Linked DNA regions of Mus musculus: region 2 is linked to region 1. A link is a contact called in ENCODE Hi-C or POLR2A ChIA-PET data. All regions are on one chromosome and are shown on one strand. Each heading gives the region's core, a stretch centred on a gene start or an enhancer-like site at or near the end of the contact. The rest is flanking DNA. Distances are from core to core; before and after follow the strand shown.

The links. Hi-C counts contacts between places; a loop is a spot of excess contacts on that map. ChIA-PET counts read pairs that join two places held with the same protein, here RNA polymerase II (POLR2A).
Region 2: a map of T-helper 17 cell shows a loop between it and region 1 (8-fold over the local background). The contact joins the promoter of Nectin3 here to the promoter of Slc35a5 in region 1. A Hi-C loop is called at or near these places in 1 of 37 maps with a recorded cell type or tissue (T-helper 17 cell). POLR2A ChIA-PET finds 5 or more read pairs at or near these places in 1 of 5 experiments (embryonic stem cell).

What each region holds. Positions count from the first base shown.
Region 1 is chr16:45,156,744-45,161,641 of GRCm38, reverse strand. Slc35a5 (solute carrier family 35, member A5) reads left to right here and starts at 2,969. Exons shown (of 7, transcript NM_028756.4): 1 at 2,969-3,260; 2 at 3,996-4,181. The coding sequence starts at 4,016. It overlaps Atg3 (autophagy related 3), which reads right to left and starts at 2,813. Exons shown (of 12, transcript NM_026402.3): 1 at 2,471-2,813. The coding sequence starts at 2,542.
Region 2 is chr16:46,494,540-46,499,437 of GRCm38, reverse strand. Nectin3 (nectin cell adhesion molecule 3) reads left to right here and starts at 2,471. Exons shown (of 6, transcript NM_021495.4): 1 at 2,471-2,823. The coding sequence starts at 2,664.

The sequences.
Region 1 (4,898 bases), core at 1,720-4,219:
AAAAACTAGGTAGGGGAGAGGTGGTATTAAAATAACTCCTCGGCTAAGGGTCCAACTTAGCACCTCCAGAACCCAATGGAATTTTGATTGGCTTGATCTTGTTCAGGTAGTGAATGACTGGCACTCTGAGTTTGAGTGTATCAGTCTCTTTCAAAGACTGATACTTTGAAAGCAGTCCTCCCAGCCTCTAGCAGTTTCTCTAGGAGAAGATAAGTCTCTTTTCTTCAAGTTGTGGTCTTTGGTAGGTTGTCCACTCTCCAATGGGTGACCCTATGCCCACACACACCTAGGCAGCAGTGACTGTGCTCAGAGAATTAAAAAGAAAACACTAAGTTGGCAGAGGTATATGCTGGGGGTGATCTGGAAGAAATTGGAGGTGGGGAGGTAGAGATGGATATAACCAAAATACAATGTACACATCTATGAAATTCTCAAGAAATAAGAACAAAATATATTATAAATAAATAAAGGATAGAAAAAAGACTAAAACCATAAGGCTGTTTGGAGTAAAAGGATTGCTGGCTAAGGGAGAAAGAAAAATTATAGAAGCAAAGTCTGCTTGATTGTGTACTAAGGAGGGAGGCTACGCCACAGTACTCACAAGTTAGAGGAGACTGGGACTTGTAGTGACCAGAGACCCTTCAAGATCACTCTAAGGATTTCGGCTTTACTACACAGCTGCCATCTAAACAAAGCCATCTCTAAACCTTCACTTCCTAACAAAGCATCATTTCTTTCTGGATTATCTCTCTTTTTCTCTTTCCCTTCCCTCATCTATAAGGATTCTCTTTACAGGAGTGACAGGAGTCACAAGGAGGGGCCATTAATTCTCTTTTATACTAAAAACATATGCTACACATTGCCTCCAGGCAGGTCGGCAAAACACTTTAACCTCAGAACTTGGGAGGCAGAGGAAGGTGGATCTCTAAGAATTCAAGGTTAGTCTGAGCTACACAGTGCGGTCCAAACCAACTAAGTCTACACAGTGTGTGTGTGTGTGTGTGTGTGTGTGTGTGTGTGTGTGTGTGTGTGTGTGTGTGTGTGTGTATGTATTTTTGATTCCTCGAGAACTATTCTACAAGTTCAACAAAATGCAAGTGCTATACAAGATAGCCATGTTATATTTAATTGAGAAGTGTTTTGCTCATCTCTCCCTCAGACTAAAAGTTAAATTGATGGTACATTATTAAAACACTGTGAATCTACACAGATACAATATTCTGGAAGTATAACATACAAAAGAAGCATTTGATGTCAATGTAGAAATTATTTTCCAATTCTTAAGTAAAAGAGTAAATCTTAACTAAAATGACTGTCACTGTATACATATAAAAGAAACATTCGCAATTGTTCCAGATTCTTCAAACTTGATCCAAAAATGTATTTTTTTCAAAAGTATTTTATTTTATTTTACTTTATTTTTTGGTATTTTTCGAGACAGGGTTTCTCTGTGTAGCACTGGCTGTCCTGGAACTCACTCTGTAGACCAGGCTGGCCTTGAACTCAGAAATCCGCCTGCCTCTACCTCTCAAGTGCTGGGATTAAAGGTGTGCAACCCCAACGCCTGGCCCAAAAGTATTTTGGTAATAATTATTGGAAAGCATTCCCCCCTTGCCAAGGAAAGATCGAACAGCCTACTCTGCCCATCAGCAGATTTCACCCCTGCACTAAGATTGGTAAAATTCTAACTGAAAGCTAAGTACAGAACAAAAACTACGCAAAATTATCTGTTTCTCTTTTACTGCTTGCTTTTTACAAAGCAAAATCAAGTTACCGTATGTAGCCTAGAAGGTGTAAGAAAGCTCTGAATGAAGCCCTGAAATTTTACTTTTGAAAGCAAGTAATCCAATCTGTGCTAACAGCTAACCTATCACAACTTTCACCTAAAAATGTCAATAGTGTTTCCAATCTATACAATATACAATCGGCTGTGCTGAACTGTTGCTGTAGGATCACTCAAGTCCAAGATTAATAATCACTTACGGCTACCTTAAAGGCTTGAGAAACGTCAAGTTTCGCTCTAGTTCGGCTCAGAGTTACTAACATGTCACAGTTTACTATGTTCCTCTGAAACCTAAGCAAGTTGGGAATTAGATCACCCGAAAAGCAAAACTTCCTATGAAACTTGGAAGGAAACGTGGCATGCTGTTTAGCCACCAAGCTGTCATCTTTTCAAAGGTTAACCCAGTCTACCTATTTAAAAGACTATGGATGTCAGAACGTTCGTACCTCTGCTCCGCACCACCTAGCCGTGCACTCCAAGGCGGCACTGATCAGTGGAGACAGCAGGCACCCAGTTTCACTCTAGTGGAAGCGGGGAAGCCAGCAAGCCTTGGGACTGGCCCAGGAGCCCAAGGCAAGAGGCAGCACCCGGCCGCGCGACTCGCCCCTCCACCTTCTACACCCCGTCCACGCTGGGGACCGGGACTTGGGCAACCAGGGCAGAGCAAGCCAGACCCTCCCCGCTTACCTTGAGGACCGGGGTCAGGTACTCGGCCACTTCCAGAGCCTTTCCCTTCACCGTGTTGATCACATTCTGCATCCTGGGGCTGGAGCAGCGATAGGGCACGGAGGGACTGTCGCAATCCGGGCCACAGGGGAGTCAAAAACTGCCCCGGACGTGCCCGACTGGCATCGAACCTCGCAGCGGCACCGGCCCGGCCGGGGGGGAGGGGCGGCGACACGCGGAGGCCCGGCCCAGCTGTCACCTGGCCGCCACCGCAGAGGGCCCAAGCCGGCTGAGCGAGAGGCGGGTGCGCGCGCAGCCCCCGGCCTTCTCCAAGCTGTCTCTCTTCCCCGGAGCTCCACTGAACACCCCTTCCGGCTTCCCCTTCCTCTTCTCACACTCTCCCAACAGCCCCGCCGCCACCTAAGGCCTCACGTGACTCGACTCTCCCAGGACACGTGACAAAAGGAGGCCCGCGGGGGCGGGACCGGCCGGCCTCTGCTCCCTCCGGCCCGCCCCCCGGAAGCGCTGGAATGAGCGCGCCTGCGCAATGGCCGCTCAGGCTGCTCTTCCCTAGCGGGCGGCTCTTAGCTTTGTATTCCAGCCCTGGAAGGCAGCGTGAGAAGGGTTGATTTTTATTGTTTTTTGTTTGTTTTTGTTTTTGTTTTTTGTTTTTTGTCGCCTTTGCTCCCGGCTCATAGTTTCCCCACCAATGGGCCTTCAAAACCTACTGCTGCTACTACGAACTTAGGCAGTCACTATGTCGGCTCTATGATGTCCGTTCTTGCACTAGAACCTTCCCTGAGCGACTGAGGTAACCGCGCCCTCGCGGGCTGAGTGTTGTGGCTCGAGCGTGTTAAGGGGCTTGGGAGCCGCCCGCGATTCCTATTGCGCATGTGTGGGAGGGTTTCCCTGACAGTGAGGGAAACCTGGTGGAGGTGGGAGGAGTGCTGACCCATTGGCCTTCTGTCCATTGGCTTGTGCCCACCTGCTCTCTGATTTGGGCCTGTGTCTGCGGCCCTTGACGGCTCTATGTTCCCATCCTACCTGTGCGCGTTGGGCAAGTATTTACCCTGCCTGGAGTTTCGTGACCATCTGTCGTGAAAGACCGACCAGTTAGGCTCACTGACCCAAGATGAGCCTTCTGGTCCCATCCTGGTTCACTTAAGAGTCATTAGCTGTGATTCAACTATTTGCACTGAGGTCGCTTCTGTAAAAGAATCGTTCCCAGTGAGCTCTTTTTCTGCTCTGAAAGGAAAGGCCATTCCAAAATTCATTCCTTGTGGACCAAAGTTAATACGAATAAACTGCTTTTCTGCAGTCCCAAACTGTCAGTTACACATTTCCTAACTTATTTCCAATCTGGCCATCCCCTCTCTGTCTTGAGACTTGCCTCTCCTATCAGATGTTGGCAGTATGGTTTGTTTCCTTTAAGTCCTCTCTGTTGTCCTCGGCTGTCTTCCGTCTGCTGTAGTTGTGGCCAGACTTCTACAGGTTTCCTTTTCTATTCTTCACAGTCTTCAGTCTTTGCATTGTGTTTAATCCTTAGGTCTGCCGACGGGGCTGCTCATGAAAGTGATCTTCTTAAGGCAATTAAAAACCCGTGGAATGGAAAGAAAATGCTCCAGGCGCCCTGGGTTAGGCCCACCAACGCTGTACACATTCCTGCTAGGCATTATATTCATTACTCTAAGTTCAAGTCGAATCTTACTGGTAAAATACTCTGCCAATGAAGGTGAGTTAAAATGGAAATGTGTATGGGGTGCTTTTAATCATTTGCCTGGTGTTCTTATGAATAAATTATACGTGATGCCTTTTAAAGTACTATGCTTTGTGTCCATGATAAAGTGTATTGAAAATTTAAACTTTAACCTTGTGTGTTCCTTGGCAACATTTTTTTAACCCTGGATGAAATTTGGATCATTTAAGTGCAAGGTAAAGCACAGTGTATCTAACATCTGATTATACCCAGATGCCCAACAAGTGTTTCTGGATTTCTAGTAAAACATACAACTATAGCTTATTTGGAAATACAATATATTTGTTTAGTTATCTAGTTGGGCTCCTACTTGTGAATGTAAGTCTCGACTTCAGTTAATATCATGCCCTAGGCTCTGTTTTAATAGCATATTAGTTTCTTTCCTCATTGCTCTGACAAAATACTTGCCCAAAGCAGGTTAAGGAAAGGGTTTCTTTGTGCTCACTATCTGAGCGTAGGGTTCACCAAGCAAAGAGGTCATGGTAGCGGAAGCTCTCGTAGCAGTTATTCACATGGCACCCACAGGCATCAAGCAAGAAGAGAGAGTATGCTTGGGGCAGAAGAGATACCCCAGAAGCAAAGAACACTGGCTGGTTTTCTCGAGTCTGTAGGTTCAGTTCCCAGCATCCACATGGCAACTCAAAACTGACGATAGCTATAATCCCAGAAAGTTGAAATGTACTCCCCAGATCT
Region 2 (4,898 bases), core at 1,222-3,721, 1.3 Mb before region 1:
CTTAAAAAGAAATCCCGAGGGCTCAGTGTTGTCCACAGGAAGGCAAGAAGGAAATTCTGGCAGGAAAAAAAAAAAGCCAGGAAAAAAAAAAAAAAAAACAACTGTACATGTGCATATGGCAGACAGGGTTGGCAGAGCACTTAACCTCTGTGCCTAGGTTCCTCCAACTGTCAAGCAGGGATAATAGTAATTGCCACCTTCCCTGTGATACGAACATGTGCTTTGACATCTCTGGCTGAAGATGCCATATCAACACAAATTATTATTATTAGCACATAATGCGTGTATTCACATAAAAAACCAGCACATTGCTCTTTTATTCATCATATCATGTCTATAAGTAAGTTCTCCACGTTTTTGCTTCATTTATGTGAGGGAATAGAATTGCATTCTACTATCAACTGTTTTCATAGAGAGAGGATTGTTTAAAAGCTCCAGATCACCCTTTGGAGATAGCCTCAGCCTGTTAATTCCTTATTCTTCGAAGCAGACTGCACAGTAGCCCCCGAATTAAGCCTTTGGCACCTTTAAAAAATGTTAGCTAAATTATTTTTCCTGGAATCTGGAGCCATCAGGGGAAGACTGGGGAAATGAAATTGGCTAACGATATTAAAATTTTGGTTAACATTTAACTGAAACTCAGCAACGTGTTAAAGTGCTATCTAAACAGATAATTAGCTGGTGGTTGCAGCAGTGGGCTCTGTCTAAATTTAGCAGTGAAATTAGATTTAGGGAATGTGAAAAGAGGGGAAGAAGTGTTCTCAAGGGAAAGAGTGGTGTCAGCACAGCTGAGGGGATGTCACAATAGCTACAGTTTGTCAATTATGAGCATCATCCGGGGGATCTCCCCAGCAATGCAGGGCAAGGTTTATTCATAAGTGCATCGGGAGGATAGGTGGATAGGTGATAGAAGGCAGTGATTGCAGGAAGACTGGGGCGGGCAGATGGAGGGAGAAAGACGGAAGGGGTGGAAGTAATGAATACAAGTAGCCCCAGTGCTGGGAGCAAGATAAAAAAAGAAGAGAGACTGGATAGGATGCTACGGAGGTGAGTAAGACATCATAAATCAGTGTGTTAAGCCGAGGAGATCCCAGTGACTCAGTCTGGAGCACGACGTTGTCGTGGGCACCAGGCAAGCTTTACTTTAGTGGCCACAGGCTGCTCTCTGGGTGGCTGTTATTCTTATTGGAGCACATCTTTAGCTATCTGGTGGGGATGGTAGGACAACATAAAATTAATGGTGTCCGGCCTCCGGACGGTGTCCTCCGCTTCCACCGCCTCCGCAGATAGCCCAAACTGTTCATCCATCTCCTTCCCCCTACGGTAACTGGGGCTTCAAGGTCAAGTCACTCCGGCTGTGCGTGGCGGATAGAGGAGGAGGGAAGGGCAGACAAGCTTTGGGGGTTTGAGGGAGGGTTATGGTGAATCACAGATGCTCCTCTTAAGGGTAAATGTTTAATACTTCCCGAGGTCACTTTTCTGAGAATAACTCAAAGAGAGACACGCGAGAAAATAAAATTACAAGTGCGAACATGCGAACGATCAAAGAGAAAACAAGACCACACTCGAAGACCTCGCATGGGAGATCCATGGCCTCCTGTTGCCGGTCGCCCGGCGCAGAAAGTGGACAAACGGGCAGCCCAAGAGAAGCAAGAGCTAGAGAGCAAACCTTTCGGAGGGCCCCCTCCTGTCCTCCGGCAGCTCCGCTGACCCTTCCAACAAGCCTCCCTCCCGGTGTAAAAAGCAGGCTAAACGCCTGGGCCAACACCGGTCCCGGACAGAGGAGAACCGGGATGCTCCTGGGGAGGAGGGAGGAGTGGAGAATCTCCTTTCAGTCCCTACGCCTGGGTGAGGAGGGAGAAGGCTGGTCCAGCCCCGCGGTATCCAGCTTCCCAAATTAGGCAACCCCCCGCTCCGACCCGCGGAGAGCCGGTACCCTCATCTTGCCTTCCCCTCACCCCCCTGGTTATCCCTGGTCCCGCTAGGGGAACCTCGCCACTCTGGAGGAGAAAAAGGCAGGACTAGGAGTCCCGCAGCCCTCCGCCTCGGAGCGCCTCTGTGTGCCCCGGCGGCCCCAGCCCCGCGAGGGGCGGAGTGGGCGAGACCATCTCCAGCGCTGGCGAGGGGGGGAGACGAGGCGGGGCCAAGGGGCGGGGCCGCCTTGCCTGGTCCAGATTGCTTAGCCTCGGGAGAAGCCCGGTTTTCCAAGTGGATGAAGTTTTTTTTTTTTTTCTTTTGGAAGTGGGAGGAGCGTGTGGGGAGAGAGGGTGGGAGGAGACTCGGCGGGCGGCTCGGCCGGCGTCCAGGCAGCCCGGCGGCAGGGAGGGCGGGCTCGTCCCGGTAGTGAGGGTCGGCGGCTCCCCCTCCCGCAGGGCGGGGTGGTGCGTTCCGAGTTCCCAGGAGTTCGCGGCGGGCGGGGACCGCGGGGAGGGGAGTGGCGGCGGCGGGCGGCTCCCGCTTCAGCCTCGGCAGTGGCATCGGCGACGGCGGAGTCGAGGCAGCCGCGAGCGCTCGGCCGAGTGGCGGCGGGCGGCGACGGCGCAGGAGCCGGGGGTTGAGGACACGCGCGCTGGCCCTTCCGCGCCGCGGCCGCCGCCGCCGCCGCCACCCAGAGCCTGAGGCGCCGGGGCGCGGGCGAGCGGGTGGGCCGGGGCAAGGCGGGCATGGCGCGGACCCCGGGCCCGGCCCCGTTGTGTCCTGGAGGCGGCAAAGCACAACTTTCCTCGGCGTTTCCTCCCGCGGCCGGACTGCTGCTGCCGGCCCCGACGCCGCCGCCGCTGCTGCTGCTGCTTATTCCCCTGCTTCTCTTCTCCCGGCTCTGTGGTAGGTGAAGCGGGCGAGCGAGGGGTTGAGCAGGGCGGGCGCGGGCGGCGAGGCTAGCCGAGGCGGTTGTGCCGGGCGGTTGGCTGCGCGAGCGGCCGCCGCGGACTTTGCCTGGAAACTTTTCGCCGCGCCCCGGGCGAGGCCCGGGAAGGGCAGGGAGAGCGAACAGGGCGCCGACCGCTGGCTTCCCGCCCCCCGAGGCCGCGCGGGTCGTCGCGCTGGGCCCCCAGGGCTGGCGGTGGAGCTCGGTGCGCGGAGCCCCGCGTGCCCCGGGAACCGTTACTTCCGAGCTGATGCGCCGAAGCGGAGAGCGCGGACTTCTAGGCTGAGGTTAGGATGCCTGAGTGCATGTTGCCGCCTCCTCCTTTCTCTCCGATGAAACTTGAGCTGCAAGTCCGGAAACCCTGTGGACACTAGCCCAGCGCACTGTAGCCTTCGGGTCCACGCCTCCTGGCCTCCGGGAGAAGGCACCATCTTAAAAACCCACTCTGCGCCTGCATCCCCCTTCCAGCACGATTTGTGCCCTGGTAACCTTTGGATCTTTGGGTTGATCCCAGATGGTACCCTCACGCCGCCTTCCAGTTTTTGGACGTCCTTCACGCAGCCCCTGGTTATTTTAGAAGAAAACCTTGTTCTCGGGGACGCAAGATTTACCTTTTGAATACATATTGCACCTACTGTTCCCTGGCTGTTAAAACAAGTAGCCCCGGGTTTCTCCAGTGTGCCTCTTTTATTCCAGATTTAGGAGCTAATCTCTTTGTAAGTTCCGTTCCCGGAATCTGAGACTAGTTTTAGAGACCTACTTTTTTTTTTTAAGGAAGATGAAAATGAAATGATATATTTACTTTTCATGCTAGAGAAGTGGACGTGGTAATCAGTGGACAGCATTGATTTGGTGAAATAAAGCTACCAGTCAGTCTTAGGCTATTGAATGTCTGGGTAATATCAAAATGCCGCAAGGTGTTGTTCATTTAAGGATTGCTGACGGGAAAGATGGAGGAATACAACTTAGATTTAGATTTTTTTCAGACAATGGTTATCAGTGCATATGAAATCTTAAAAGCTGATGTACCCGTATTTATTATAAGGGAGAGATGTGAACAAATTTCCTTAGTGCTCTGATGCAGAAGAAAGAAAAATCTGCTCCTGGTAGGTGAGTCAGGGTAGTTAGTTCATAGGGAGAGGAAATTATGTTGAGGTTGAGTGCCACTTACAGACTGAGAATTTTAGTACATTTCCAGTGCTGTAAGTCAAGGTTTTGATTTACATGGAGTGCTTTGTGAGAAACGACATGCTATCATGTCCAGCATGTCCAGTTTCCATATCCCCACTCTCCAGATGTTTGGTCCCGAGACAACAGCTTTTAGTCCTGTAAGTTTTAAGCCTTTAGCTCCCTTCTTAAGGTAATATTAAGTTCTACATAGAATTTGTATGCTGTTCTTATGAGCCATTACGGCGGCTCGTGGATGGTCCTTAGGATTTCAGTTCCAGGATACTTGGAGGAAGTGTGTGTATGTGCGTGGTACAAGCATTTGACTGTGGTGACTTAGTTTGTGGTAAGTACTGAAGGAGTGTTTCTAGGTCTAGAGGGCTTTCTGTGTAGATAAAACCCAAGGGGAGACTGAAGTGATGCAAAAGTTGATAGAGAAAATAGAGTTTACATTGGTAATTTCATCGTGGTTGTGTCAGTGAGTTGTTGATTACATCTGGGTGCAAACATTAGTATTTACATAGAAAATGCATTTTAAGGAGTTCCTTTATAGTGTTATAGGGGAGAAGGGTGATCAGTTATTTTAGAGCCCAGTCAACTAAGCAGTGTGGGGAAGAACAACTGCTCTAGAGGAGGTCTGTATGGGAGTTTTCAGAGTCAGCTCTGCTTGCTGTTGTAGATATAGATAAGAGCCACGTTACTGTGTCCCACTCACTTAAAGGGCTGCCTTTTTGAGCTTGTGTTATAACACCCTAATTTGCAAGTGCTTATGACACTTTTTTTTAATAAGCCTCTATTTTAGGAAGCAGGAATAGGACACAGTTGGCTTGACTTAGTAAGTATAGAAACAGAATTTTTAATGTCA